2 separate regions of the Homo sapiens genome follow, and region 2 is linked to region 1. A link is a loop called in an ENCODE intact Hi-C map of the cell type or tissue named here. Cell type or tissue: endothelial cell of umbilical vein. All regions are shown on one strand. Each heading gives the region's core, and the rest is flanking DNA. Links, peaks and the distances in the headings are about the cores only.

Region 1 (15,832 bases), core at 6,364-8,863:
CAAGTTGTAAAAACTACCTGTTAGGACAGGTGTGGTGGCTCATACCTGTTATCCCAGCACTTTGGGAGGCCAAGGTGCGTGGATCACTGGAGGTCAGGACTTCAAGACCAACCTGGCCAATATGGTGAAACCCCAACTTTACTAAAAATACAAAAAAGTAGCCAGGTGTAGTGACATGCGCCTGTAGTCCAGCCACTTGCGAGGTTGGGGTGGGAGAATTGCTTCAACCCAGGAGGCAGAGGTTGCAATGAGCCAAGATTGCATCACTGCACACCAGACTGGGTGACAGAGCAAGATCCTGTCTCAAAAAAAAAAAAAAAAAAAAAACACAAAAACTACCTATTAGTGAGTCTTTCTTTACTTTCTGAGGATTCAACTTTCTTAGATGAAATTCTAAAAATGATTATTTTTTTTAGCATGTGTTAAACACAGTTATTATTTTAAAAACAATAAGATATGTTAAGGATTTTTTAATATGTATTTTCTTTGTTTTTTCAGACTATTAGACCCAAAAATGATGTTACCAACCATGTTGTTTTGCCTGTCAAACCTAAAAGGTCCATCAGCATTAAACTCCAGCCCAGACCACCTAATACTGCAGGGTCCCAGAAGCCGAAGTTGGAGCCACCAAAACTTCTGGGCAAAAGGCTGACTTCAGAATGTGTTTCTTCTAACCCATACTCTAAGCCTTCTAGCAAGAGTTTTCAACAGTGTGAAGCTGGATCGTCCACAACAGGAGAACTGTCAAGAAAACCTGTGGGGTCACTTAATATAGAGCAATTGAAAACTACAAAGCAGCAGTTAACAGATCAAGGAAATGGTAAATGTATAGACTTTATGAATAATATCCATGTTGAAAACGAATCTTTGGATAACTTTCTAAAAGAAACAAACAAAGAGAACTTGCTCGATATCTTAACAGAACCTGAGAGGAAGCCAGATCCTAAATTATATACCAGAAGTAAGCCAAAGACTGACTCTTATAATCAAACCAAGAACAGTTTAGTTCCTAAACAAGCCTTGGGCAAAAGTTCAGTTAATAGTGCTGTTCTGAAAGATAGGGTTAATAAACAATTTGTTGGAGAAACACAAAGCAGGACTTTCCCAGTAAAATCACAGCAACTCTCTAGAGGAGCAGATCTTGCAAGACCAGGAGTAAAACCCTCAAGGACGGTTCCCTCTCACTTTATTCGGACCCTTAGTAAAGTTCAGTCATCAAAGAAACCAGTAGTCAAGAACATCAAAGATATAAAGGTTAATAGGAGTCAATATGAAAGACCAAATGAAACTAAGATACGGTCATACCCTGTTACTGAACAGAGAGTGAAGCACACCAAACCCAGAACATACCCCAGTTTGCTTCAGGGTGAATATAACAACAGACATCCAAACATCAAGCAAGATCAGAAGTCCAGCCAAGTTTGTATACCTCAGACATCATGTGTACTGCAAAAGTCAAAAGCCATAAGCCAGAGGCCTAATTTGACAGTTGGCAGATTTAATTCAGCCATTCCAAGCACCCCTAGCATAAGACCAAATGGAACCAGTGGTAATAAACATAACAATAATGGCTTTCAGCAAAAAGCACAGACTTTGGACTCCAAGTTGAAAAAGGCTGTTCCCCAGAACCATTTTCTGAACAAGACAGCTCCCAAAACTCAAGCTGATGTCACAACCGTAAATGGGACCCAAACAAACCCAAATATTAAAAAGAAGGCAACAGCAGAGGATCGAAGGTACTTTGCTTTAATTCTAAGCTTTTGCAACTTAAGATGATTAGGCAAATTGACCATCAAGAAGACTAGGTCAGGAAATAGGCCATAAATAATGGCTCCTAAGTAATTTTTAACTACAGTCTGAAAAAAGATTTGAAGCAAATATAACAAATATTAAGACTTGACAGGGCTAGGTGGTACATACACATGTTATAAATCATTTTCTGTAATCGTATGTTTACAATAGCTTTTTTTTTTTCTTTTTAAGAAATTGAAACAGAATGGATGAGTAAGAAGTAGGGGGTGCAGATGTAGACACTCGTTCAATAAGTGCCGTGCTAGACTGAACAGCAATAGAGCAGATAAGTGAGTTCACATAGCTAGGAAGTGAGAAGATGGTAATCTCTTGTCAAGCAAACCAGTGGTTAAGTTCAGAAAAGTTACCAGGGAAGAACCAGAAACTTCCGTGAGTCTGAGTGGGCCAAGTTTTGGCCAGTAAGCTCAAGCAGGAGCAGTCAGTTCAAATACAGAGTTCAGATGGTAGAAATCAAGATCTTAGGCCGGGCACGCTGGCTCATGCCTGTAGTCCCAGCACTTTGGGAGGCCGAGGTGAGCGGATCACCTGAGGTCGGGAGTTCGAGACCAGCCTGACCAACATGGAGAAACCCTGTTTTTACTAAAAATACAAAATTAGCCAGGCGTGGAAATCAAGATCTCAGGTTGGTTAATATTAACATACATTGATTAAAACTGAGCCAGTGGATTTTGTACACTTTCTACCCAGGACCAAATGTAGTCTCATGAAGTGGGTGAGCCTCCCAGGAGAAGCACATATGTATACCTGCTTGAAGTAGAAAATAAGGAAATTTCTGACGAGTGAAGGGAGCATGTAAAATTAGATGGTTGCTAAAAAGTGTAGCAGGGTGAAGCAAGGTACAGCTTGGTACAGCCCTGAACACCACCACCAAGCTCCTTGCCCTCCTGAAGAGACAGTAAGTAAACAACTTAATTCAGGGTGCTATGATCAAGAGAGTAGGGCTGGAATGGCTGCTTTAGATAAAAGGATCAGTAGAAGTACTTTCAACAGCAATGTCTGAGCTGAGACCTAAGTCTGAGAAAAGACTGGTGACAAGAAGAAAAACAATCCTGAGCAGAAAGAGAAGTGAGTGCAGAGACCTTGAGGTGGTGAATAAGGAAGTCAGGGTCCCAGCCCTGGAGCTCAGCCTAGGTCAGACAACAGAGGATTGGTCATAAGACTGTGTTGCAGGTTGAACATGTTTGATTACAAAAGAGAAGGAGTCTAGAGAGGGAGAGATTCATTCACTCATTCTGTAGGTGTTTCTTCAGCACCTGCAGTGTGCCAGGCGCTAGGAGACACAGTGATGAGCACACAGTGAGTCTTTACCTTTCTGGAGCTAATTGTTTGGTGTATATATAGAAAGTACTAGAGAAACAAAATTATGGCATCGAGGTCCTAGGAGTAAGTTGCCTTTAGAAAGGGAAAGTTCACTCTTCGTTTATGATTAGAAGGAAGGCTAAGGAGATAGGGAAAATGCTAGGAACATGGAGGAAGCACATGCCAAATGTCTCACCTTGTATCATCAAGTAGGTGGTTGGAGTGAAGGTGAGGGGGCAGTATTTGGGGCTGAAATAATAAATATTGCATGGATGTTGCTCTGGAGTCAGAAATGAGAGTTAATAGCATTCATTCATTCAAAACTTAGTTATTGGCATTCTGGAAAAACCAAAACTATAAAGACAAAAAACGGATCAGTGATTGCCAGGAGGGGGGCGTTAGGGGTGAGACTGACTACCAAGGAGCATGAGGGAATTAGTGATAGTGTTGCAACCATCTTATAGCTTGATAATAGTCAGACTTAAATGACTTGATGCATTTGTCAAAACTCAGAATTGCACACTAAAAGGTGAATTTTACTGTGTGTTATTAAATACCTATGTGTGCTAGGCACTGTGCTGGGAACTGGACTGCCAAGGTTTCTGCCTTCATAGAGCTTACACTCTAGTGGAGGAGACAGAAAACCAACACATTGACTAAATAAGACACGGTAATTACAGGTAATTGCGTCTTCATGGAGGTGTCATTTGAGGGGAGGACTGAAGATGCAAGACCTTAAGGCAGGAATGAGTCTGGATCAAGAAACTTCAAGGAGGCAGGGTACAATGGTTCACGCCTGTAATCCCAGCACCTTGGGAGGCTGAAGTGGTCAGATCACTTGAGGTCAGGAGTTTGAGACCGGTTTAGCCAACATTGTGAAACCCCATCTCTACTAAAAATACAAAAATTAGCCGGGTGTGGTGGCACGCGCCTGTAATTGCAGCTACTTGGGAGGCTGAGGCACAAGAATCACTTGAACCCAGGAGGCGGAGGTTGCAGTGACCTGAGATCATGCCACTTCACTCCAGCCTGGGCAACAGAGCAAAACTGTCTCAAAAAAAAAAAAAAAAAAAAAGAAAAGAAACTTTAAGGATACCTGAGCTCCTGGAGGGGGTGAGTGACAGGGAGACTAGTGTGATACGAGGTTGGAGAGGTAGGCAGGAGCCAGATTACACTGTGCCTTTCTGCCTTGGAAAATATTTTGAATTTTATTCCAAGAGCTGTGGAAAGTTCTTGGCAGTGACACAGCCTGGGGTGCTATTTACCAAAGTAAGAAAAATTTGTAACAGATGCAGAGATGAAAATCAATAACTTTGTTTGTGACAGTATTAAATTTGAAATGCCTGTCAGACATCAAAAGATATCAACTAGGCGGTGGGTTTTACAAAGTTTGGGGATCCAGGGAGAGATCTGGACTGAAATGTACACTTGGAAGTCATTATTAATATGTAGTTGTAATTTAAAGAAACTGGAGTGTCTACATCCAAACATGAGGTCTATATGTCTTGGTGCCCCTACCCCCAAAAAGCAGTCTATCACCTGTTAGAAGCTGGAGTGGAAAATGTGAACAGTGGGGGACACTTGGCACTATCAGAGATCAGCTACTTAAGAGCCCTGACTTTATAGGTCTAGCTTATGAAAGAGTCATGTCTGGTCAAGAGAGGGCTAAGGAACTAGGTGAAGTGGGTCAGTTTACACACCAAGACCTTATTGAGGGTAGAATGCAGGCTTGGTGGGTTTGGGTTGAGTGACAGCTTATGCGTGAGAGAAATGAATTGCTGAGTTAGTCATCTCAAAAATAGAGGGATGTCTTAGGAAAGCAAGTGTCAAGTAGCATATAGTGAAGTGAAAACTTTCCGAGAAAAATAATGCATAATCACGAATTCTATTTGAAGTCTGAAGTGCTGGCCACGTGTGATCTTAGAATCTTGGTGTCTGCCTTCTCGTGGGTGGGCGCAACCCAATGCTGCCATTACCCATTTGTAAATTGTTTTTTAATTCCATTCTCCTGATTTTGTCTGTAGTTGAAAGTATTTAATTATACTCTATCTATACATATCATATACTTTAGCAGCTTGACTATGTTTAAAAATAAATAAAACCACTCTCCCTTTAATTGAATTTCAGGAAACAACTAGAAGAATGGCAGAAATCTAAGGGAAAAACCTATAAACGGCCTCCTATGGAACTTAAAACAAAAAGAAAAGTAATAAAGGAAATGAATATTTCATTCTGGAAGAGCATTGAAAAAGAAGAGGAAGAAAAGAAAGCACAACTCGAACTGTCCAGTAAAATTAACAACACTCTGACAGAATGTCTGAACCTCATCGAAGGGGTAAGTGAAGAAGATAAGCTCCTCCAGCTTTGGCCCAAAGTCTTATAATTTTTAAACATATTCCTAAATATAATATAGGAGAGATAGCCTTCATCTAAGTAGAAATTTAGCTACTCTTGTAAATACAGAGTAATAATAATAATGACATGCCCATAAACAGTGTCTTTTGTGTATCTGTGCTTTTATAAGCACTTAGCTAAGATTATCTCACATAATTATCATAACCACTGTTACTATGACCACTTTACAAACAAAACTGAGGCACAAAGAAGTTGGAAAACTAATCCAAACAAACTGGCTCCAAAAGGAACTTTGCTTTCTTTGGGTATCAAGTTCTGAAGAGTACACATTTAACATTGAAACTGAGGTCAGAAGGCAAGTTTCTGTGTAAAGTTGGAGTATTCTGAATACTCTGGGTAGCTACAAATAGTATTTAAATTTTATCTTGGATTCTGCAGATAAGGATAAAATAGATGGTAGGCAAAGAGTATGATCCTTAGGAGAAATTTTTCCTGAAGGAAAAATATATTAATAAAAAATGATGGAATAAACTTCTAAGATCCTTGCCTAGAGCAAAACTCATTCAGTCCTTTGGCTGGTAATGTTGAACATCAGCAAAAAAAAGGAAAAGTTCAGTTTAAGTCTACTCCAGGCAACATTTTCACAACATCCAGTTAAATATTAACTATTTCTCCTTGTGGAATTGAACTTGAGTTCTTTTTCTTATCCTCTTTTTTTGTTGTTGTATTATTTAAAAATGAGTACCTTTTTATTATTGAAATCATTTCAAGTAATGCAGATAAATGATCAGCCCTCTCCCTCTACAAACATACATACTTAGGCATCCCAAACTTCTCTCTGGAGGTGACCACCATTGCCAGTCATTCATTCTGTTTTCATGCATGTCCATACAGTATAGGTATGTCGAGAAATGAAGTATTATATTTTTGTGAGTTGCAATTCTTTTATTCACATTTTTGTGTACTTTGGTTGTCTTTTCTTGTGTTTTCCTAGTACCAATGTTATGCTGACTTAGGCAGATGAGTTGAGTATTTTCCTTTTTGCCCTATAAACTGAAAATAGTTTGTATGACATGAGAATTATTTTTATTTTTTGAAGGTTTGATAAAAACTTGCCCATAAAAATCATCTGGACCGTGTTTCTTTGGAGGATAATTTTGTATATATCCTCTCAATTTGTTATGGGGTCATTGTTCTAGAGTTCATATATCTTGAGTCAACTTTAGTAATTTTGTGACTTTTTAAAGGGATTTTTTCTCAATCTTTTTAAAAGATCTCAGGTTTTATTGCCAAAGATTTTTTCTCATTAATCTTTTTAAAAGACCTCAGGTTTTATTGATTATTTTTTCTCTTGCATCAATGTCTGCATCTATTTTTATATTTATTGCTCTTTTCCTAGCTTTTTAATTGAAACCTTAGATCATTTAAAAGTGAGTCTTTCTTTTTTTTTTTTTTATAAATATGTTCAGTGCTATAGCAGATTTGCCTCTGAATTTTACTTTGGTCATATCCCTCAGATTTGACTAAGTAATACTCTTTATCAGTCAGGATCAAGTCTGAAAAACAAACCACAGAAAGAATGTAATTGGTTACACAGTATCTTATGTGGGTTCTCTAGAGGTGGAGCCTAAGAGGAGAATCCATGTGAAAGTAGTTTATTAGGAAGACACTCCAGGGAAAACTGGGAGGGGAGTGAAGTTGTAGGATCAGAAAAGCGAATCCATGGACGGTGACTCTGGCACAGCCCCACAGGGGAGCTCTGGAGACAGTGTAGGTCACATCTCTCAGAGTCATCCTGATCAGAGGCAAGGGAGCTACATTGTTAAAGCTTCCATGGTCATTTATTCATGGCTGCCTCGGGCGGACAAGAATTGTCAGGCACTTCTCACTCTCTGGGCACATACGAGGGAGCACAGATGCTGGCTGTGAAAGCACGCGGTAAGCCTGTGTGCACAAGATGCTGAAGGGATCAGAAGGAGTGTGGGTGCTACACACAGGGCTGACAGCACACAGGAACCTGAGGTAATGTGATAACTGTAGGAAGCAGCTTGTACCCACTGGGTCTAGGAGAACAAAGAGAGGTTAGGGTATCAGAACCAAGAAGCAGGAGAGACAAACCCTGGTAGAAATGGGACTCCAACTGTAAGGAAGGCATACTACCCAGCAGATGATGGAGGAGAGGCCCTGCAGGGCTGGGGCTCAGATTTTGAGGAAAAGATGCTATCCATTTGGTGCTTCTGCTCTGAAGCTGCACAGGGAGGTGGGCTCTGAGGGGGAAAAAAAGATGCTAGAACCAACTGTTACTGCCAGGGTGAGGGACCGTTGCTGGGGTGATGAAAGCAAATAGGAAGAAGCAAGTGTCTTCCTTCTCCATCCCTGCAGCCTCCCTCTCGTGCCCCCTGCTGGCAGAGCTGAGCAGGGAGCTGCTGCCCAGCAGAAAGTTTTACAGAGTTTTATCCCCAGCATCACAAAGCAGAGGATGGGGTTTGGGGCCAATAGACAAAAGCTTCATAACTGACATATCTTGTCATTGTTCATTTCTAAATAGCTTGAGATTCCCATTTTGAGTTCTTTAACCCAAAAAATATCTTAGAAAAGTATCTTTTAATTTCCAGATGTGTAGATTTTTTTTTTCTGCTGTTAATTTCTAATTATATTGCATTGTAGTTGGTGAATGTGGCCTATGTGTACTCTACTTGATGGATTTTGTTGAAATTTTCTTTGTGGCCTTAATATCTGATCATTCTTGGTAAATGTTCCAAAAGTGTTTGAAAATAATGTATATCCTATTTGTTTATTTGATCTATTGCTTTCTGAAAGAAATATGCCAAAGTCTGTCACTGGCACTGTGATTAATCATTGACAATTTCTCTTCATATGTCTGTCAATTTTTACTTTCTATTTTTTAAAGTTATGTTGTTAGGTACAGAAAGATTCATGACTTGCTTTGATTTCTTTTGTCTGATTAATCTTGCCACACCTGCTTTTTGTTGTTAGAATATGTCTGGTAGCTCTGGTAGCTCTTTTTCCATCCCTTTACTTTAAGCCTTCATGGGCTGACTTATTTTAGGTATGTCTCATATAAATGCACACAGTTAAATGTTTTAAACAAATTTGAAACTCTCTGCTTTTAAAAAGCAAATTTAGTTCGTACACATTTATTATGATTACTTGTATGTTTAAACTTATGCCTGCTATTTTATTTTGTAATTCAGCTTACATGAATTATTTTTTCCTCATTTCTGTGTTTAATCTAGTTTTATTTCATAAAATAATACACTGAAATGAAAATAAAGTGATAGATGTAAGCTCAAACATGATTTGCAGAATATATATCATATTCTTCTTGCAGTTCCTTTTTTCATTTTTTTTTTTTTTTTAAGAGACAGGGTTTCACTCTTTTGCCTAGATTGGAGTGCAGTGATGCCATCATAGCTCACTGCAACTTTAAACCTCCTGGGTGGACCCAAGTGATCCTCCACCTCAGCCTCCTGAGTAGCTAGGACTACAGGTACACACCACTACACCCATTATAGTTTACATTTTTTTGTAGACACAGGGTCTCACTGTGTTGCCCAGGCTGGTCTCAAACTCCTAGCCTCAAGCAGTCCTCTGCCTCAGCTTCCCAAAGTGCTGGGATTACAGGTGTGAACCACCCACTGCACCTGGCCTGCAGTTACTTTTATTTCAAGTCTTTCATGTGAATTCTAAAGTTTACTCACTAGTGACTTTATGATTTTTGAATGGCAAACCTTTTGAGTCTGTATTCTTGTGAAACTTGTTATTTGCCTTCATGCTGGAATCATAGTTTGGCTGGGGGAAATTTCTTAATTTCAGCTTGTTTTCCCTGGAAAAATTTAAGTGACTGCTTCATTTTCTTTCTTGCATCTGGAGTTGTTGATTTGTTAATGTCTCACGTCAGTCTGATTCTCATTCCTTTATAGGTAATCCTTTTCTTCCCCCTCTCTGGAAGCTTGTACGATTTTCTTTTTATCTTTGGTTTTCTATTATATTTTTTTCTCCCATTCATCCTGCTTAACTATCTGAGAGCCTTTTCAACCTGAACAACTGTTTCTTTGTTCATTTCTTGAAATTCTTCTTCTACAACCACTTTGTGTGTTGAACTTTTTTCCTTCTAGAAACTCTCTTAGATGGATATTGGAGTTATTGAGTAATGGATATATCCTTCAGAACTCTAAATGTTGTTTTCATACTGTTCACTTCATTGTTTTATTACACTGGTTTCTAGGAGGATTTCACAGCTGAATTTTCAGCTCACAGATGTATTCTTCAGCGCTGTCCATGCAGTTGTTCTGCCTTTCTGTTGGTTATTTTTCATAACAGCCCATTCTAGTTTTAGGATAGCAATACTCTCTCTTATCACTCTGAAGATATTGACTGTGATACTCTTAAAAGTATTCCTCTTTGCTCCAGTGTTCATTCTTGTTTGTTGAGTTTTATGCCTCTTTCATGTAGTGTTGGTTTTCTCAAATGTTAGTGATTCTCAATTGTGAACTTACCTTTGCGTCTCCCCCATTTCTAGCAGTAGAAGGTGCTGCTTGGCTGAGTGTGCCAGTACCTGGATTTCTGGGCATGGTAGTGCTCCCCATTCGTTGGGTCCATGTCACTGTCCTGCTTACGGCACAAGCCAGAAGGGAACCAAACCAGTGAATCCATTTCAAATTATCTTTTTGTGGGATTTAACCCTCTTTCATAAACACCTGCATAAATCCCTGACACTTACACATATACACCCCTATGACCTTCGCATGCCTGTGTCATTCTTTACACTGCTATTAGTCCTATGGAAATTCTCATCACTACTCAGTGTTCTCGTTATTATAAATATGGAATATTATGAATATGTAAATGTTTACTCTAGGATTTGTTTTGTTTTTGTACCATGTAAAAATGAACATATTTCTTACCTTCAGCTATGATAAACATTTTCTATTTGGTCTCATATAACTCTTAAAATTTAATGATGAGGAAGCCAGGCTCAGTGGCTCATGCCTGTGGTCTCAGCTACTCGAGAGGCTAAGGTGGGAGGATTGCTTGATCCCAGGAGGTAGAGGTTGCAGCGAGTTGTGATCGTACCACTGCACTCCAGCCTGGGCAACAGAGTAAGACCTTGTCTCAAAAAAAAAAAGAAAAATTAAGCCAGGCATGGTGGCTCATGCCTGTAATCCCAGCACGTTAAGAGGCTGAGGTGGGCGGATCACGAGGTCAGGAGATCAAGACCATCCTGGCTAACACGGTGAAACCCCATCTCTACTAAAAATACAAAAAATTAGCCGAGCATGTGGTGGCATGTGCCTGTAGTCCCAGCTACTGGGGAGGCTGAGGCAGGAGACTTGCTTGAACCTGGGAGGTGGAGGTTGCAGTGAACCGAGATCGCGCCATTGCACTCCAGCCTGGACGACAGAGCAAGACTCCATCTCAAAAAAAAAATAATAATTATTATTAATCTCAAATCATTAAAATGGATAATTAAAACAGGTGCATTTTATTACATGTACATTGTACCTCAGTAAAATTGAAATTTTTTTAAAAGTTCAAAAATATTAGTGATCAAACCAATTTCTGCATACCTGCTGTAATAAATATTAGGAGATGTGAGACTAACAGTGAAATGGTAATAATTACCTCTGGATATTTTGGTTTATTTCAGGGTGTACCTTCTAATGAAATACTTAACATATTGTCCAGCATTCCTGAAGCTGAAAAATTTGCTAAATTCTGGATCTGCAAAGCAAAGTTGTTGGCAAGTAAAGGCACCTTTGATGTTATTGGGCTATATGAAGAGGCCATTAAAAATGGGGCAACAGTGAGTATCTGTCTTGGGTGGGTAACTTCTTAAAATTCTCTTTCATGTGAGTTCTCTGTTGTTGTTTGTAATATGATGGTTAGAAGTTTGCAACATCAATATCCAACACTTATAAAGTCATACCTTACCATAAAGAACTTAAAAATATATTAAACCCAATACGTCAGCATCCTTAAATCAATAATTCAGAGCCATTGCATGAAATAACTTTTAATTCTAAAATTTAGAAAAAAAAACTATATAATTATTATTTACAAAAACTGCATCAAATAGTTTTATAATGCTTTTCCTTAAAATGTCATTTTCCATGTCATGTTCTGTATTCTGTGTGATACCTTTTTCCATAATGGTTCAAAATCAGAATTGTACATGCACATAGTTTAAGCAGTCAAGTAGTTTGATAAGTTTCGTTCAGTAAGACCTCTGCCTTCCTTCCCTCCCATTTTCCCCTTCCTAGAGCAAACTGATTTATTTTTATATTAACCTCTATAGTTTCAGAAAACGTGTTTCTGTTTCTTGATTTTTCAGTTTTAGATATGATTTATGGACTTCCAGCTATGCAGAGTGAAGATTTAGCCCTCTTTCACACATACATACACAGATCCCCAGCACACACAAATACACACCCCTATTTACCATCCTTATAGACCTTTGCCATTCCTTATACTTTCATTAGAGTCATGGAAATTCTGGTCACTATTTAGCATTCACATTGTTATGAATATATAAGAAATATATGGGCTGGGCACGGTGTTTCACGCCTGTAATCCCAGCACTTGGGGAGGCCGAGGCAGGTGGATCACAAGGTCAGGAGATCGAGACCATTTTGGCTAACATGGTGAAACCCCATCTCTACTAAAAAATACAAAAAAGTTAGCCGGGCGTGGTGGCGGGCACCTGTAGTCCCAGCTACTCGGGAGGCTGAGGCAGGAGAATGGCATGAACCTGGGAGGCAGAGCTTGCAGTGAGCCGAGATCGGGCCACTGCACTCCAGCCTGGGCAACAGTGCAAGACTGTCTCAAAAAAAAAAAAAAATACATGAATATGTTGAGCCATGCAATATATACTATGATTACTTTGCCTTTCAAGCACAACTTTCTACTTTTCCTGGAGTTATTGTCTTGTTTTGCCTTTGCTTAGTTTTCTGAGTATTTATTATATAATTAATTCACAAACTCTTCGCTAATTGTCTAAGTTCCTCAATACTTTGAAAACATCAGATATTCTATTGATTCCTTTTTCTTAGATAAAGAGCTTTCTCCTAGACCCTTCTGGCTTATTCCAGACTGAACAAGTTACTTTTTACTGCCGTCTTCACCAGCTGTCTTTCTGGGATCTCTTTACCATCACCTTTAGATTCCCTTTACATCCTTCTTAAGTTGGGTGGATCCCTTGTTTTTAGAACCCATATTAGTTTTCTTCTTCCTACATTGTCTATTTCTTCTCCAATGTTTTTCATTTCTTTCTCTCTTGTTATTGTTTGTTTGTTCTTTTTGTTTTGTTCTCTATTATTCTTTAAAGGCTTTACACAGATGCTGGTGAAACTGGGCTGTTTGCACATATAAAAGGTGGGTCTGAAAAAGCTTATTTAAAGCCCGAGACACATGGATGGGGCTTCAACACAGGGTGATCTGGCTGAGTTGACTAGTTAGAAAACCCTCAATATCAGTATCTTTAGGTCTTTCCTCTTAAGCTGGTCAAGTTATCTGGAGAAATCTGTTCCAATCTCCTTCCTGGGAGCTAGACACCAGGCTGCCAGTGCTGTGGGAGAGAAGAGAGCAGGGAGTCTCAACCCTCAACATAGAAACTTTTGCTTATCTCCTTTTCTCAGAAAGCACCCTATCCTAATCTTGCATGATATCCCTCAGAGACTTGCAGAATACATTCCCAGTTTTCTGTTAGGATGAAGGGAGTCAGACACAGTTACTAGGCTGCATAGAGTTTAGGGGTGCAGGATGGATTTGGAGGTCTGACTGCTTTTTGAACAGATGCTAAAGAGTCCTCCTAATTTGGGCCCTACCACCCATTCCTTAGCCTTTCTGTCAGGTTGTTTCTTAGCCACACTGCCAGCTTGGGATTCAACTCTCTCAAGTAGATCAAATTGTTTACCTCTCTTCCTTCTGCACTGCAGCTTCCAAAACCTTATTGTCATTTCTTCTCTCCTATGTTTTGTGGTTATTGCCTCTTCTTAATCCCTTTATTATCCTTTCAGTCGATTTTCAAGAGAGATTAGAAATAAACGTATATTTAATCCACCATCATTAACCAGAAGGCTATACAAATATAAAATATGCTTGATGAATGTTGTATAGAATTCACTCTTTGTAATATATTCTATACATTTATTCCCATTCATTTAGCTGAAATCATAATTCTATTTTGGATTTTGAAAAAATGTACGGAAAGCTTTGCTTTTATGCTTTATTGTCAGTTTATATCTATTTGATACAGAGTTCCAGGTAAGGAAGACAAACCTCCAACTATAATTTTCTTGTGGGAAAGTGCAGCTTCTGCTTCATGGCATGGTTTACATACTTGAAAAATAAAGCCTATCTCAGATAATTTTATCAGAAAATTACTTTTCCATGAAGGTTTTTTTTTCTAAGTATGTTAACAAATAAAAGAAGAAAGACAGGAAAAGCTGGAGAAAATTACTCAAAATGCCTACAAAGATTGTATCTGGGCCAGGCACAGTGGCTTACCCCTGTAATCTCAGCACTTTGGGAGGCTGAGGCAGGCGGATCACTTGAGATCAGGAGTTTGAGACCAGCCTGGCCAACGTAGCGAAACCCCGTCTCTACTAAAAATAGAAAAATTAGCCAGATGGGGTGGCGCATGCCTGTAATCCCAGCTCTTCGGGAGGCTGAGGCAGGAGAATCACTTGAACCCTGGAAGTGGAGTTTGTGGTGAGCCGATACCGCACCATTGCACTCCAGCTTGGGTGACAGAGACTCCATCTCAAAAAACATTGTGTTTGGGGCCAGGTACAGTGGCTCACTCGTGTAATCCCAGCAGTTTGGGAGGCCGAGGCGGGTGGATCACGATGTCAGGAGATCGAGACCATCCTGGCTAACACGGTAAAACCCCATCTCTACTAAAAATACAAAAAATTAGCTGGGCGTGGTGGTGGGCGCCTGTAGTCCCAGCTACTTGGGAGGCTGAGGCAGGAGAATGGCATGAACCCAGGAGGCAGAGCTTGCAATGAGCCGAGATCGCGCCACTGCACTCCAGCCTGGGACAGAGTAAGACTCTGTCTCAAGAAAATATATCTATATCTATATATAAAATGCATTTTCTGTGTGGCTAGCTTTACATCATTGGGCCAGAATTTTTATGTAGGAATACATATTTGACAGTATTATACAAATCAATAGGAAAATAGAATTTGATGTAGACAAATTACATTATGGACAACTTTAAATACATCTGTTCATTAAGTCGAGTGTGCCAACACTTAATCAGAATTTTCTCTGTTCCTTTACTTTTCTCATGAAGCTATAAAACTGTCAAGCTAGACAAAAGATTTATAGTTAGACGAGATTTTAAAAGGAAACTTTTATTATAAAACATGTATTTGAAGTTAAAGTTCCTTAGCAAATTTTTTGCATGAATGTTTTTAAGATTTTGTATGTTTTCTTCCTTCCTTCCAGCCAATACAAGAGTTGCGGAAAGTTGTTCTTAATATCTTGCAAGACTCAAACAGAACCACAGAAGGTACTATTATTTTTGAATTTAAATTCATCTTCTCTAGCTGTACCAGTAAAAATCATCCAGGACATATAGGAAAAAGAAGAAAAGAATCATCCCCTGAAATGCTTCTCACTTCTTGGTTTCCATGACCTGGCCCTTTCAGCCATTGTCATCAGCTGACTTATTTGTATTATTACAAGTAAATGCACTACTCAATACTGAACAAAGGTTGTTTCCACCAAAACAGCCTAGACTGGAGTGTCCCACTTCCTTGGAATCCTAGATGGCAGAAGACAAACAGCTCTTTGCTGGAAGAGACTGAGGCAGAAAGGAGAAATGCCTTAAGTTACATGTTTAATCATAATAAACCCACCAACATACTCATCTAAATTTGTGTTACGCTTTAAAAATAGCTATCTCAGGAATCTCTTCAATTGGATGACCATCACTGTCAGTGGTCATAACCTTTAGAAGACTCTTCTATGAGACATATATTGTGCCAAACACGAGTGACATTATAATTGCTTACGATACTTGTTATATGAATGGAAAGAAAAAACAAGCTATCTTTAGAAAATAAATTGGATTCTTCTTGTTATCTTAAAAGGTGACAAATCTTTTTCCTTTAATAGTAGATTTAGGCTGCATACGGTAGCTCACGCCTGTAATCCCGGCACTTTGGGAGGCCAAGGCAGGTGGATCACCTGAGGTCAGGAGTTTGAGACCAGCCTGACCAACGTGGTGAAACCCTGTCTTGTCTTTAAAAAAAAAAAAAAAAAAAAAAAAAAACAGAAAAGAAAAATTAGCCAGTTGTGGTGGTGCGTGCTTGTAATCCCAGATACTCAGGAG
Region 2 (15,832 bases), core at 7,229-9,728, 62 kb before region 1:
ACTTGCAGTGTTTGAAAGAATCAGATATATCAAATTTGTAGTTTAAAATATTTAAGGGAACTCAATTAACTATGCTAGAAAAGAGAGTTAAGTATTTAGGAGGATTTAATATGGTGTTAAAGTTGTGAAAATCAAAATGGAGACACTAATGTTAAGAAAACCCTGATAAATGGAGCCAGGGAAGGCCATGAAGAAAGAGTTCTCACACTTGTATCCCTGATCATGAAAAAGACTCTGCAAAAAACAAAACCTTGCACAAAGGCCATTGCAACCTTACACAAAAAATACTACTTTAAAAGGACATGTGCCCAGCAACTGCCTGTCCAACCTCAGACTGGCAATATCTTTGTTATTGATCTTAGTAGCCCAGCATAACTATTTCAAAACAGTGATGTAATGCTCATTTTTTTTCTTTTGAAAACTTTTGTCTTCCTGTAAAAACCTTTGTCTTCTTTACTTACCCTGAATATGCACAGAGTTTACTATGAAGTGCATATTCCTGTTGCAATGCTCTATTCCCAAACAAACATCATTTTCTTTTAGAGAGCCTCTCTCTGTTTGTGATTTAGGTTGGTGATGTAAAGCAATGGCATAACTGAACACTGATTCAAAGAAAAGTGGCTTTTCTCTTTGTTGTATTAAAAAGAGGCCTTATAAATAGGATAGTAAGATTTGTAAGTTGAACTTAAAGCATGAAGAAAATTTAGGGGCCAGGCAGGGTGGCTCACACCTGTAATCCCAGCACTTTGGGAGGCCAAGACAGGAGGATTGCTTGAGCCCAGGAGTTCAAGACCAGTCTGGTCAACACAGACCTCATCTTTACTAAAAATAAAAAAATTAGGCCAGGTGCAGTGGCTCATGCCTGTAATCCCAGCACTTTGGGAGGCCAAGGCGGGAGGATCACTTGAGGTCAGGAGTTCGTGACCAGCCTGGTCAACACGATGAAACCCCATCTCTACTAAAAATACAAAAAAATTAGCTGGGTGTGGTGGCGGACACCTGCAATCCCAGCTACTCGGGAGGCTTCAGGCAGGGGAATCACTTGAACCTGGGAGGCGGAGATTGCAGTGAGCTGAGATAGTCCCACTGCACTCCAGCCTGGGCGACTCAGCAAGACTCTGCCTCAAAAAAAAAAAAAAAAATTAGTCAGGTGTGGTAGCACACAGCTGTGGTCCCAGCTACTCGGGAGGCTGAGGTGGGAGGATCATCTGAGCCCAGGAGGTCAAGGCTGCGGTGAGAGCTGAGATTGTACTACTGCATTCCAGCAGGGGCTACAAAGTGAGACCCTGTCTCAAAAAAAGAAAAAGAAAAAGAAAATTATGTTTTTAAATTTATAATTATAATAAATTTAATTACATAAATTTAAGCTCAAGTAATTGTAAATATTCTTTCTGTGCACATAAGTTATTCTTGTATTGACCCCACAGGAGCTGGCCATTCTTCAAGTCAGAAGGCCTGAGAGAGGAGCTGCCCAGGTGGTCTTCATGGGGCTGTGCGGCCAGTCATCCCCCACAGGTTGACAATCCTTGCGTACTTCATCCTTGTTGGATCCTCTGTATCCCTGACGATGAGCAACTGTGAGGCCCGTTTCAGCACTGAGTTCCAGTCAGGAAAACATCCACCCACCCACCACACGCTCACACTTACACACACATTCACACATGCACACACGTTCTGGCTCCGAAAAAGAAAAAAAAAAAGCAATTTAAAATAATTCTGATCCTTTGCTTATTTCCACAAACTCCATGAAAATTGTACATTGTCCAAGCAACATTTCTTAATATTCTCTTTTTCTCTCATATCCATTTTCCTTACTGCTGTCTCCACCTTTCTCTTCCAAACTCCCTGTTAAAATCCCTGCCCCAGCGAACTTTTATTCAATTTTGTGGAATGGAGGCTGCTCTGATTTAAATTAAAAAAAAAAAAAATCCCTACTCCATGTCCCAGATCCCTAGTTGTTTTTTGTTTTTTGTTTTCCTGAGACAGGGTCTTGTGTCTTCCATGCTGGAGTGCAGTGGCATGATCATGGCTCACTGCAGCCTCAACCTCCTGGGCTCAAGTAATTCTCTTGCCTCAGCCTCCCCAGTAGCTGGGAGTTCAGGTATGTGCTACCATGCCTAGCTAATTTTTTTCTTTTATTTTGTAGAGACACGGTCTTGCCAGGTTGCCCAGGCTGGTCTAGAACCCCTGGGCTTAAGTGATCCTCCTGCCTCGGCTTCCCAAAGTGCTGGGATTACAAGTGTGAGGCACTGCACCCAGGCTGGATCCCTGCATTTTTACAGATTTAGCATCACAAAAGTCTAAACAATTAGACTGACTAAGGCAGAACTGCCCTTATGACAGCAGACATAAGAAGGAAAAGGCCAAAACACTGTGTTAAAAATTATCCAAATGTGAGGAAAAGGCAAAGAGAGTAGGTGTGCCTTTTTAGTGTCTAAGCTGCCTGCCCAAGGGGCATCTGATGCTCTCAGGCAGGAGTCCACAAATTTTTTTTTGTAAAAGATCAGATAGTAAATCTTTTCAGCGTGAAGAGCATGAGGTCTCTGTCACAAATACTCAACCACCATTACAACATGAAAGCAGCCAACAGACAACACATGACAAATGAGTGTGGCTGTGTTCCAGTAAATCTTGATTACAAAAACAGGCAAGAGGCCAGAGCTGACCCATGGGCCATAGTTTGCTGACCCCTTCTGTAAAGGAAAGTATTTTTGTTTGACTTGCTGTTTACCATTGATTGAACACAAGGCTCTGTAGAGTTACTTGTTAACTTGCAGAAGATTGATGAGTGGCAAGTAATTTTTATTCACCAGAATATAAAATTATTTCTGTTCAGTAGAAAAGATAAACCCAACTGTTATATTATTGTCCTGTTTTGTATGTAACTTTGCTTCATTTTTTAACAAATTAATATTATTGCCCTAATTTGTATATAACTATGCTTCTTTTAAAAATATATATTTTTTAATAAATTTGAGACAGGGTCTCACTAGGTTGCCCAGGCTGGTCTTGAACTCCTGGCCTCAAGTGACTCTCCCACCTTAGCCTACTGCATAGCTGGGATTACAGGCACAAACCACTGCATGCAGCTAACTTTGCTTCTCATTCCAGCACTTTTTATTCCACTGATTATATGTATATGTATATCTGCATCATCTCTCTCTCTCTCTCTCTCTCTCTCTCTATATATATATATATGGAAATATCTCTCTCTCTCTATATATATATATGGAAATATATATCTCAGTCTCTCCTATCCTCCTTTAATCAGTTTTGCTATCCTGTCAATTCCCCCAACGAGTGTGATGTTGTGAAATATATATTTGTTCTTCATCTCCTGTTTCCTGACATACAGCTTTTAAAAACCCTTGGAATCTCTGGAATAATAAGAGTGTCTTTTGCATGCTAATAGATGACTGCTGGCTGGCAGCCCCAATGCAGTAGCTTCATGATGGGGTTTGTCACAGGAAAGACCAAGGCAGGATTGGAGACTTGAGACTGTTAGCCCCACTCCCCAACCACTGGAGGGAGTGGAGGGGCTGAAGGTTGTGTCAGTCACCAATGGCCAATGGTTCGGTCAATCATGTGTACGTAATAAAGCCACTCTTAAAAACCCAAAAAGGACAGGGTTTGGAAGGGCTCCCAGATAGCTGGACACATGAAGGTTCCTGGAGGGTGGTGCCCCAGAGGGGCATGGAAGCTCCACACCCCTTCTCACATGCTTTGCTCTGCGCATCTCTTCATCTGGTGTTCATCTGTATCCTTTGTAATATCTTTTAGAATAAACTGGTAAACTTAAGTGTTTTCCTGAGTTCTGTGAGCTGCTCTAGCAAATTCACGGAACCCGAGGGAAGCAAACCCAGATTTATAGCCATCAGTCAGAAGCATAGGTGACAACCTACCACTTGTAACTGGCACCTGAAGTGGGAGGCAGTCTTGTGAGACTGAGCCCTCAACCTGTGGGATCTAACGCTAACTCCAGGTAGATAGTGTTGGAGTGAATTAGGACACCCAACTGGTGTCGGCTGCTGGAGGACTAGTGGTGGGAGAAATCCCCAAGCATTTCGGTGACTAGAGGTCACAGAAGAACTCAGTGTTGAGGTGTTGTGACAGTATGGTAGGGAAAACTGCGTCTGGTTTTTTCCTTTTACAATCAGTTAAATATTTAACACAAGTCTACTGTATATTAGTAAAAGGGTTACATTTTTTAATGTCTTGACAGTTGCACTTTGACAACTTCCATATCAATCACTTTTTTTCCTGTCCCTTTGGAACCAAAATCACTTGGGTTACCCTGAACCAGGCTGCAGCCTATTCCCCAGGCCTTGAAAGCTTTGAGGCCCTTCTGCCAGCCCTAATCCCTCTGAATACCAGGCCTCCTGGAGTTAAAAAATAGACTTGAGGCCAGGCCTGGTGGCTCACACCTGTAAGCCCAGCACTTTGGGAGGCAGAGGCGGGTAGATCACAAGGTTAGGAGTTCGAGACCAGCCTGGCCAACATGGTGAAACCCCGTCTCTACTAAAAATACAAAAAAAAATTAGCCGGGCGTGATGGTACACGCCTGTAGTGCCAGCTACTCAGGAGGCTGAGGCAGGAGAATTACTTGAACCTGGGAGGCAGAGGTTGAAATGAGTCAAGATCGTGCCACTGCACTCCAGCCTGGGCGACAGAGTGAGACTCCGTCTTCAGGGGAGTTAAAAAAAAAAAAAAAAAAAAGACTTGAACAATGAGGCTCCACTGGATGGATTTAGGGGAATTACAGGAAGCAGGACCTGACGGTGCAATGCCACACTCCACCTGTCCAGACTTGGACCTCACCAAGGGAGGTCTGTGGGGACAGGGAGAGGCCCTCTGCCTCCACCCCCTCCTCTACTCCCCAAACCCTGAGTCAGGCTGAATGTAGTAAACCTGGAACAGAAAAGTTCAGTTTGGCAATAGGTATCTGAAGGACTCCAGGTGCTTCTCCCTTGATTCAAAATTTTACTTATAAAAAAAATTATAAGAAAATTCTACTTAAAAGAAATAATCAGGGAGGTACAACAAATTGTACTTTTTTTTTTTTTTTTTTTTTTTTGAGATGGAGTCTCACTGTTGCCCATGCTGGAGTACAGTAGTGTGATCTCGGCTCACTGCAACCTCCGCCTCCTAGGTTCAAGTGATTTTCCTACTTCAGCCTCCCAAGTAGCTGCGATTACAGGTGTGTGCCACCACACCCGGCTAATTTTTGTATTTTTGGTAGAGACGGGGTTTCACCATGTTAACCAAGATGGTCTCGAACTCCTGACCTCAGGTGACCCACCTGCCTCAGACTCCCAAAGTGTTGGGATTACAGGGGTGAGCCACTAAGCCCAGCCATTGTACATATTTTGTGGGTATTTACTAAAACATTATTCAAAATAGTAAAAAAAAATTGAAATAAACTGGGGACTGGTTAAATAATTTTGGGTACAACCACATGATGGAATACTATACAGCCATTAAAAATTACATTGAGGCCAGGTGTGGTGGCTCATGCTTGTAATCTTAGCACTTTGGGAGGCCAAAGTGGGAGGATTGCTTGGACCCAGGAGCTCAAGACCAGCTTGGGCAATGTGGCAAAACCCTGTCTCTAAAAAAAAAATACAAAAAAAATTAAAAAGCTGGGTGTGGAGGCACACACCTCTAGTCCCAGCTACTCAGAGGGCTAAGGTGGGAAGATCACTTGAGCCGGGGAGGTCAAGGCTGCAGTGACCCAAGATCGGGTCATTGCACTCCAGCCTGGGCAACAAAGCAAGACCCTGTCTCAAAAAAAAAAAAAATACATTGAAGAATATCTTACGGTATGGATAAATATTCATTTTACAGTGATAGATGCAAATAAAAGCAAATTACAAAATATACAGTTTAATTCCAACTTTGATACTACATATGTATATATGAATACATGCATATGTTATGTATGTATATGTAAATATAACAATATATGTTCTATATATGGATATTATATATTTACACATACATACACACATATATAATATCTTCTCTAGAGAGCAGAAAGAGAGTAGACAGATAATGAAGATAGGATACAACTCCAGTCCAGCTCAACCTAGGGGACTTGTTTTAAAGCCTCAGGAGAGAGAAGTTGGGACTAGAAAGCAAGGCAGCTATTTGTAAGCATCTTTGTGTTTCATGCTATTGGGGTGGGAAACAACAGCACAACTTTTGAAAGCCCCTTTCTACTCACCCCACAAACTGCAGAGCAGCTTTAGGACCCTCAGAGTTCAAGAAGACCATTTGCAGAGTAGAAGAAGTAAAAACATGTATGAACTTGACCCTGAGCTCATGGACTGTGCCATGAGGGAAATTCCTAAAACAGCAGGAGAGGCCCTGGAGGAAGGCAGAGGCCCTGCATCAGCAAGTCCAGGCAAAAGCCTGCATTCCATAGATGCTCATCTCTCTGGCTGGTGAGGTCTAAAGACGTTTGGTCTCAATATTAAGTCTCGTGAGAGAGGTCACAAACCCAGTCCCTTGGCCACAAAAGGAAATAAATTCTGGCTTGAGACATTAGGGAGGAACAGGGCAAGGGGAGGTTCAAGAAAGTTTTAATGGATGAGATGATATTTAAGCAAGGCCCTGGAAAATGAGAATTTCAACCAATAGCCATATGGTAGGTCAGAAAGCAAAGATAAGGAGGGGGCAAGTGCAAGGGGCAACATCAGATATGACCAGGGTGTCGTGGGGCATGGCTGATGGAGAAGAAGATTAGACTGGAGTTTGGGAATGCCACAGTATCGAGGTTGGATTTAATCCTATGGGTAATAAAGCCAACTGTTCAACCCCCAACCCACTTGCAATATGGCTCCAAAATAGCAGGTGTTTGATAAAATGACTACTTTTACTCTACTATTCCCTCCCTCTTAAGAAGAAAAAGAAAGTGGAGGCTCAGAGAAAGGCAGTGGCTTGTCCCAATCACACTATGATTTGGCCACAAAACAAGAACGAAATGTTACACCCAAAAATGCTGCCTCCACCTCCCTTCCTTGCTTTCCTCCCTGCTGGACTACAGACTATCTCAAGAGTGACGTACACCATCAGGGCTTCAGCTTTTCCCCGAAACAATGCCAAAATATTAGCCATACGTCACTGTAGTAAGAGCCCTGAATCGGGAATCCCAGCTTTGACGCAGACATGCTGATTGACTCTGTGACCATTCTCTTCACTTCTCCACTCTATTCTTCCCCACCTGTAAAGTGAGGTCCTTTCCAGTTATAAAAACAGATGATGCTATTGTCCTGTTTTGTATCTAATCTTGCTGTGTTATAAAAAAAATAAGGCTCTGTACATTCATCTTGGCCAATTCCCTTCTTATCTCTACTTCCCACAGCCCCTTTTTGTACAGAAAACCAGCATTGTTCTTCTGGATCCATCTCTTAAGAAAGCGCTTTGCCTCCCCGGTTATTTAGGTGATAAGAAGTGTCCTAGATGACAGCCCTGGAATGGGCTGGAGGCAACAAAAAAGCAAGTGAAATAGACAGTTACAGCGACGACAATAATAACAACCAACACCTCTCACTAAAGAGAAAGAAATAAAAAAGAAAATTAAAATCTGCCGCAATGCCCACACAGTCATTGAATAGCTGCATGTGTACAGCACTTGGTTACTTTTACATACTTCATATTTTAGCCTTCAGAGCAGCTCACAGGGGTGGATTTAATTTTTAGTCCAGCTCCTGGCACGGTGCCTGGCACAAGTTTAATAAATGTTCTGTGAATAAATGACCCTCTTTTTAGATGAGGAAATCGAGGCTCAAGGAGAACAAGCAATGTAATGTCCCCCTCCTGTTCAGCCATCTGCCTTTCACGCCACTGAATGCAGTAGTCCTCCGTGCCCTGAACTTGACCCTCTTCTGCTTTTCGGACTGGTCCTTCTAATCCCGTTGTGACTCACTACACCACCTCTCCTGCATATGACGTCTACATTTTAAAACAAACCGTATGGAAATAACACATTAGTCGGCTTGCTCCCCCACCCCCGCAAAAAAAAAGGCCTCTTTATAACAGAAACTTCTCAGGCTGGTAGGGGAATTTTATTCCCCCATTTATGGTAGAAAGGCCCTAACCTTGGACCTCACGCCATAGCTATTCACATGGGGGAATGATGAATAACATGGGAAGCAGCATGTAACTCTCCTGGGCCCTAGTACAGACGAGTTACTCCCAGGCCGTCCTTTAACCATCAACCCCCTCCACAGAAAATGAGCTTTGGAATGTCTGCCCCAAATTGGGGTAGGGCTCCCCAGAACCATGGACATTCCTCATCTACTCCTTGGAAGTGGCAGGTCGGGTTTAGCACACAGTCTATAGAAAGTCTACACACATGGCAGTCATCTCTATCTATTGTGACAAATGGCTGGAACTCAAGCATACAATATACCCACTGGTTCTTCTTTTTTGACAGTGACATCAGGAACATTTGCATCTTCCATCCCAGGGAAAGGTAAAGAGAGTCAGGCCTTTAAACACAAAATTGATGGAGGCTCAGGTCTAATGAATTATTTCACTCATAGCTATTTTATTTTTCCTGCCAATAAAAATACTTAGAGACTGAGTTGGCAAATGAGAGCCTGAGACACGTGCGGGGAAATTCTGGTTCTGCTGCTGCTACTGCTACTGCTACTGCTACTGCTACTGCTACTGCTACTGCTACTGACTAATCACTCGGAATTCACTTTGTCTCCACCAGAACTCTGCCCCTACTTCCTTGGGAATTCCCCAGCACAGGAAGTTTGCAATTGCTTGATACCTTGCTGTTTCTAAGACCGGAAATGGAATATTTGTGGAACTTCCTTTGCCAGAGGAAATGGTGACCTTTAAACTTTCATTGAAAGAGAAGGAAGTGGGTGCGATACTACGGTTCCCTCTGTCAGTACTGTCTAGCAAGGCTAAGAATGATCCTTGGAGTGACCTCAGCAGAGTCCCTGAGAGACAGCTGGGCAGTAGCTCTACGGGTGTCCTGGGCCTAAGCCCCATCTGCCCTCCTCCCAACCCACCTTCCACTCTCAAGAGGCCTTGGATTCTATTTTCTAAGACCAGGAATGAAAAAGACTCAACAAGAACCTCACAGTCCCTACCTGAGCCTGCTTCCCAAGCCTGTCCTAGGGCTGTCCTTCCAACCCCCAGCCCATCAGCCTTGTGGCCTCCCTGTGTGTGGAAGGCACTTTCTTCCTGGCCACCAAAAACAGGTCCTCCCCGGACTTCAGGCTGCTCCTCATCAGCTGATGCCCTCCAGGTTCACACCTCCCAAAGTTCTCTTCCTGGCTCCAGGCCCTGGAATCCCCGTATTCAGCAATTCATCTTTGACTCCCTTCCTCTTTCCCCTCCCTTCTCTTCCCTGCCAGGAAGGCCCATTCCTGAGTGATGCCAGACATATCCCCATTTACCTCCACACCATCCTGCATTGAGTGGGAGCATCTCTTTTATCTCTGCAAGACCTCTCCATTACCCACGGGCTGGCAAGCTCTCCTCCTAAGAAGTTTCCCAAAGCAGATGCTTTATAGAAGCAGGAAAGGAGAAAAGGAAGAAGAAAGGGAGGGGAAGCTACTTTTTTACTGAATGCCACATGTAAACAATATATTGGGTCATCTGAACTTACCGAAGTACAAACCAGAAATGGCATTATTTTTTTCCAGTAACTGCCTTCAAACGTACTCTATCAGACCCCCCTGACATCTCAGGTCACTGCAGAACTTTCTGTTAAATAACTTGCATATATGAACAGTCTCAGAGGCCAAAAAAAAAAATAACAGCTATGCACTCTTGCACCTAATTCTGTACTTTTCGCCAAACGCCATTAAAATATTATAACATTAAAGGGATATTTAAATTCACGAATCCACAAGGATGGGGAAAACAAATGAGAAGACAGCAAGAGTGAGGGAGAAGGGGATACATTTCTTTGATCAATCAGGCAATTCCCTGGCATTCACATCACCGAGTTCATATTTGCAGTAGCAATTCAAGAGTTCTGAGCCTCACACAGGAGTATCTTTAAGAAAAAAAGAAAAAAATTTTTGGAAGGCTGGAAAGCAGTTGGGCAAATGGTAGCTGATCCTAAGGACCAATCGACATCTAGTACCTTTGGGAGTGGGATCACAGAGATGGTAAAATAAAAAAAGATTGCATGAAAGCTGGTTAAGAAATAGAAACACTTGGGCCGGGCACGGTGGCTCACGCCTGTAATCCCAGCACTTAGGGAGGCCGAAGCGGGCAGATCACGAGGTCAGGAGATCGAGACCATCCTGGCTAACATGGTGAAACCCCGTCTCTACCAAAAATACAAAAAAAATTAGCCAGGTGTGGTGGCGGGCGCCTGTAGTCCCAGCTACTCAGGAGGCTGAGGCAGGAGAATTGCTTGAACCCGGGAGGTGGAGCTTGCGGTGAGCCGAGATCGCACCACTGCACTCCAGCCTGGGCAACAGACAGAGCGAGACTCCGTCTCAAAAAAAAAAAAAAAAGAAAAAAGAAAGAAAGAAATAGAAACACTCCCCCACTCCGCAAAAAAATACATTCTGTATGTTTCCATTTATACAAAACTCTAGAAAATGTAAACTAGGCCAGGAGTCATGACTCATGCCTGTAATCCCAACAATTTGGGAGGCCAAGGAGGGAGGGCTGCTTGAGGCGAGGAGTTCGAGACCAGCCTGAGAAACATAACAAGACCCCATTTTTATTTAAAAAATTTTTTAAGCCAGTTGTGGTGGTGTACCCCTGTAGTCCCAGGTACTCAGGAGGCTGAAGTGGGAGGACCACTTGAAACTAGGAGTTCAAGGCTGCAATGAGCTATGATCGCACCACTGCACTCCATCCTGGGCAACAGAGTGAGACCTTGTCTCAAAAAAAAAAAAAACCCACAAAATGTAAACTAATCTATAGTGACAGAAAACAGGTGGTTGTTTGCTTGGCAATGAAGGAAGGGAGGAGAAGGAATTAAGAAGAAGCTTGAGGTAACTTAGGAGGTATATTAGTTCCTTGTCACACTGCTATAAAGAGCCACCTGAGACTGGGTAATTTATGAAGAAAAGAGATTTAACTGACTCACAGTTCTGCAAGCTGTACAGGAGGCATGGTTAGGGAGGACTCAGGAAACACATCATGGCAGAAGGGCAAAGAAGAGGCAAGCACATCCTCACATGGCAGCAGGAAAGAGAGTGAGTGAAGGGGAGCTCATGAGAGCTCATTCACTATCTCAAGAACAGCAAGGGGGAAGTGCACCCCCACAATTCAATCACCTCCCACAAAGCCCCTCCCCCAGCATTGGGGATTACAATTCAACATGAGACTTAGGTGGGGACACAGAGCTAAACTGTATCAGGAGGTGATAAATATATTCACTATCTTGATTGTGGTGATGTTTTCACAGGGTTATATCAAAGTATAAGTTGCACAATTTAAATATGTGCTCTGTTTATTGTATGTCTATTTTACAACAATAAAGCTGTTCCTTAAATTTCTTTTTTGAGACAGGGTTTTGCTCTGTCACCCAGGCTGGGGTAGAGTGGTGTAATCACAGCTCACTGCAGCCTTGACCTCCTGGGCTCAATAAAGCTATTCTTTTAAAATGCTGGCAGAGCTGTGAGAAAATTCTTATTTGTTGCTAGTTGATTCAGTCTTTTTGGAGGACAGCATGACAATTATTTAACTTCTGAATAATCATAAAATGATATTAATGGGGGAAAAATAAATGGTTAGATTTTCAGGTCATCTTTCCCATACTAGCAGAAGACAGAGAGTTAAGGTAGGAGATTACTAAAAACAAGATGATCATTGAAAGGATTCAGCATGATGTTGAATACTCCAGCCCTTCTCCCTCACATTACACACAGAAGGCTGGTAGCCAGGCCTTTATCCTCCAGGCAGGAGATCAAAAGAGCCTTTCCCAGGGAATCAGGCCTATACTAATAGTAGGGGTCCCAAACCCATTGGCCTTGCCAGGACATCAAGCAATGACACTCACAGCCAACAAGCCTCACCCATGTATTCAGAGTTTCCAATCAGCTTTCCAGTTGCCCACTCTCAAAAATCTAGTATTACTAAACGTCTGCAGAAAGTTTCTAGCAAGATAGAGATCAAAATAAAACAACCCAAAAAAGCAGAAAGGGGAAAAAAGACTTGGTAAAGAGAAGAAAACTTTTAAAAAATGTCAGATTCAGTGGCTCACACCTGTAATCCCAACACTTTGGGAGGCTGAGGCAGGAGGATTACTTAAGCCCAGGAGTTCAAGACCATACTGGGCAACATAGCAAGACCTCGTCTTTATTAACAATTTAAAAATTAGTGGCCGGGTGCAGTGGCTCACGCCTGTAATCCCAGCACTTTGGGAGGCCAAGGTGGGCAGATCACAAGGTCAGGAGTTCAAGACCAGCCTGGCCAACATGGTGAAACCCTGTCTCTACAAAAATACAAAAATTAGCTGGGCATGGTAGTGTGTTTCTGTAATCCCAGCTACTCAGGAGGCTGAGGCAGGAGAATTGCTTGAACCAGGACCCAGGAGGCAGAGGTTGCTGTGAGCCCAGATTGCACCACTGCACTCCAGACCGGGCTACAGAGTGAGACTCCACCTCAAAAACAAAAAAATTAGCTGGGTATGGTGACACATGCCTGTGGTTCCAGCTACTTGGGAGGCTGAAGCAGGAGGATAGCTTGAGCTCAGAGATCAAGGCTGCAGTGATCCATGATCACACCACTGCACTCCAGCCTGAGTGACAGAGTAAGACACTGTTTTGAAAATAAAAATAAATAAAAATTTAAAAACTATTATTAATATCTCCAGAGTAATAAGATAGTAGAACTGTCAATTGAAGACAAAATACTATGGGGGAAAATGTGAGGAAGAGAGAGGTGTATTCAAAGTAAAAAATATATAGTAAAAGAAATGAAATTCAATAAAAGAGTTGGGAGATAAGGTTAAGCAGGTCTCTCGGAAAGTAAAGCAAAAGGATAAAGACTTAGAAAATGAAGTAAAGTCAATAGGAATATTAGAGGACAGATCTAAGAGACTCGGGGCTGAAAACAGACCAGAGAAAGACACAAGAAAAAGGAAGTAATAAAGTTTGTAGAACTTGAAGAACACATGTTTTTCCCGATTAAATGGCCCACTGAGTGTCTACCATAATGAATGAAGAAAGACCTACGTCATGAAATTTCAGAACACTGTAGATAAAGAGGCAATCCTACAACACTCCAGACAGAAAACAACAATCACATGGAAAAAATCAGGCATTTGAATGGTGTCAGACTTCTCAGCAGCAATATTGGAAGCCAGAAGAAAATGGAGCAATGTCTTATAAATCAGGAAGGAAAATTAATTAGAATTCTGTACCCAGCTGAACTATCTACCAAATGTCAGGATAGGATAAATATATTGTCAGATATGCAAGTTTCTAAAGAAAATTTTTCTCCCTACACATCTTTTCCCAAGAGGCCACTGAAGGGAATGCAGCAAAAAAAAAAAAAAAATACTCAAGAAACAAGAAGAAAGATCCAAGACTGGAATGAGGTGAAGGCAATCCTGATGGTGAAGGGAGATCCCAGGATGAAAGCAGGCACAGCAACAAGGAGCCACCAGTCCAACTTGGAGCAGGTCAGAGAGCGCTAGGAATTTTTTTTTCCTAAGATAAAAAGAAACTGCCTAATACATCTGAATGTCTTAAGAGGAGATTTAAATAATTCGTGAAAAGTTTAAAGTGAAATTAATGATAATCAGAGGTGGATTTACTGTAAAGTTAATCAAATTTAAATTTCAGAACACTTAATCTGCAAGAGTCCTTTCCAAGACCCTATACCTAATTTTGTGTTTACAATTTTATATTTGTTTTCTTAAAGAAGACCACCAATATAAACTATATCCAGCCTTCATGATAAGTACATAGGAAACTATGCAAATAAGGGGGAAAAAAAACAAAGAAAAATACCTAGTTTACTAATGGTTCACTTCTGAATAGCACATATTCATAATGATACAAGCACTCATTACTAGTCTAAGAAAATGAAGATATAATTGCATTAGGAAGATCAAGAGGTAGGAAATGTGGATGTGTGTGGTATAGACTAGGGCAGGACAAAGAACCTAAATCCTCATTTTCTAAAGATAATTGTTAATACGTAAAACTCAAAATTCAAGAAGTAACAGTAAAAGCGGTCATTAAGAAACAAGCACTAAACACCAGATAGGAAGCGAGAGATGGGGGAAGAGGGCAAGAATCTGATTATTTTTTGCAACAAATTTTGTAAAACCATTTGACTGTTTACATGTAGAACTTGGATCTTTTTTAAAAAACACAAAATAATAATACTATTATTTTTTAACTGGATTTTTGAAAAAGAAGATAAAAGTCTCATTTTAGTAATTAAAACTCATTCCAGGTTAGTCCACTCAAAACTTATATTCGAAAATTAAAACTTTGGGAGGCTGAGGCAGGCAGATCACCTGAGGTTGGGAGTTCGAGACCAGCCTGACCAACACGGAGAAACCCCGTCTCTACTAAAAATACAAAATTAGCTGGGCGTTGTGCATGCCTGTAATCCCAGCTACTCGGGAGGCTGAGGCAGGAGAATTGCTTGAACCCGGGAGGCAGAGGTTGCAGTGAGCCGAGATCACACCATTGCACTCCAGCCTGGGCAACAAGAGTGAAACTCCATCTCAAAAAAAAAAAAAAAAAAAAAATTAAAACCTCTGGAAGTTGAGTTTGCAGATATTCATTATGCTCATTTTTAACTTGTATGTTTGGAAAATGTCATGATGAGAATTGAGGTTGGGGGATGAGAAAAAAAGAAAAACATCAACCCCACAGCCCATTCAATTTTCAGCCCGACCCACAGCTCCGGGGAAGGGCAGCAGGTCCATCCTTCACTCTTTCTTCACCTCTTTCCCCTCCTTCTGGCTCTTCCACCTCTAAGTTGGAGCCCAAGAAGAGGCACTGGGAAATGGAAAAGTCTTTTGTACGTGGTACTTGCCGGGGAAGCTGCCATGAAGACCTGGCCCCACGGTGGGGAGGGAATGCCCAGCTGAGGCCTCGTGCCCATGCTAGGATAGACTCGTCCAGACATGTCAGGTGGTCTGACAGGGCAAGCAGCAGGAAGTCATGTATGAGTATGAACTGATCTGTATGCAAGGGCGGGGAGAACACGCGGAGGAATGGGGCGTGAGAAAACAGCACAGTACGTTTCTTTAGCAGCTGTCTCTGCTCAGCCATGGGAGGTCACAGAGAAAGAGGCTTGGAGGCGTTATTTTCACTGTGAGATGTGAGTGTAAAAAAGTGCCCAAGACACAGTGAGTACCAGGGAGATGCCCTCTTTCCTACCCGAATGCAGAATGGCCACAGGCCTTAAAACACACACATGGGTCCTCAGAGGAGAGAGGCCTCCACAGTGGACACCCGCATTCTCCCCTGGTCAGCAGCAGCAGGGCGAGTGCTGGGCCATCATGAAGCTTCACAGGCAATGAGCTCTCAGCAATAACAGGAACAGTGCCTGGGGGACTGTAGCTGCAAGACCGATTTTCATGTAAGATGGCCTCTGAGGACTCCGAGATACACCAGGCTGAGACTAGCTGGCAGCTCCAAGTTCTTGGTCAGAAGAGAACAGGAACTAGGGAAATTGGAATTACTGTTACTACAATTCCTTTACATCCGCACAACCATGAGGTCCAGAGAGTCTCTCTTATTTTTTTTTTAAAGACAGGGTCTCACTCTGTCGCCCAGCCTAGAGTGCACTGGTGTGATCATGGTTCAGTACAGTCTTCACCTCCCAGGCTCAAGTGACCCTCCTGCCTCAGCCTCTCAAGTGGCTGGGACAG

Evidence for each region. A loop is a pair of places that touch in the nucleus more often than their neighbours do. Peaks named below come from ENCODE experiments on the same cell type or tissue, not always from the same donor. Only the 100,000 strongest peaks of a DNase experiment are listed, where the experiment ranks them.
Region 2: a loop joins it to region 1, with 7 times the contacts of the local background. A loop is called at or near these places in 2 of 110 quality-filtered maps.

The regions. Positions count from the first base shown.
Region 1 is chr2:112,741,881-112,757,712 of GRCh38, reverse strand. It overlaps CKAP2L (cytoskeleton associated protein 2 like), which reads left to right. Exons shown (of 9, transcript NM_152515.5): 4 at 499-1,736; 5 at 5,239-5,446; 6 at 11,138-11,293; 7 at 14,944-15,007. It also overlaps a transcript of NT5DC4 not described here. Among named protein-coding and RNA genes, the nearest start is that of CKAP2L, 15 kb to the left of the region's middle. RefSeq lists an enhancer at 7,659-7,708. In endothelial cell of umbilical vein, for the core only: a CTCF peak has its summit at 7,871 (motif pointing left); a DNase peak (open chromatin) is centred at 7,852; H3K27ac peaks cover 424 bases.
Region 2 is chr2:112,805,036-112,820,867 of GRCh38, reverse strand. It overlaps LOC124907871 (a long non-coding RNA gene), which reads left to right. Exons shown (of 2, transcript XR_007087195.1): 2 at 1,428-3,799. Among named protein-coding and RNA genes, the nearest start is that of IL1B, 24 kb to the left of the region's middle. RefSeq lists enhancers at 2,502-2,796, 8,056-9,255, 14,881-15,220, 14,868-15,368, 15,451-15,560. In endothelial cell of umbilical vein, for the core only: no CTCF peak of the experiment used is centred there; DNase peaks (open chromatin) are centred at 8,027 and 8,747; H3K27ac peaks cover 2,366 bases.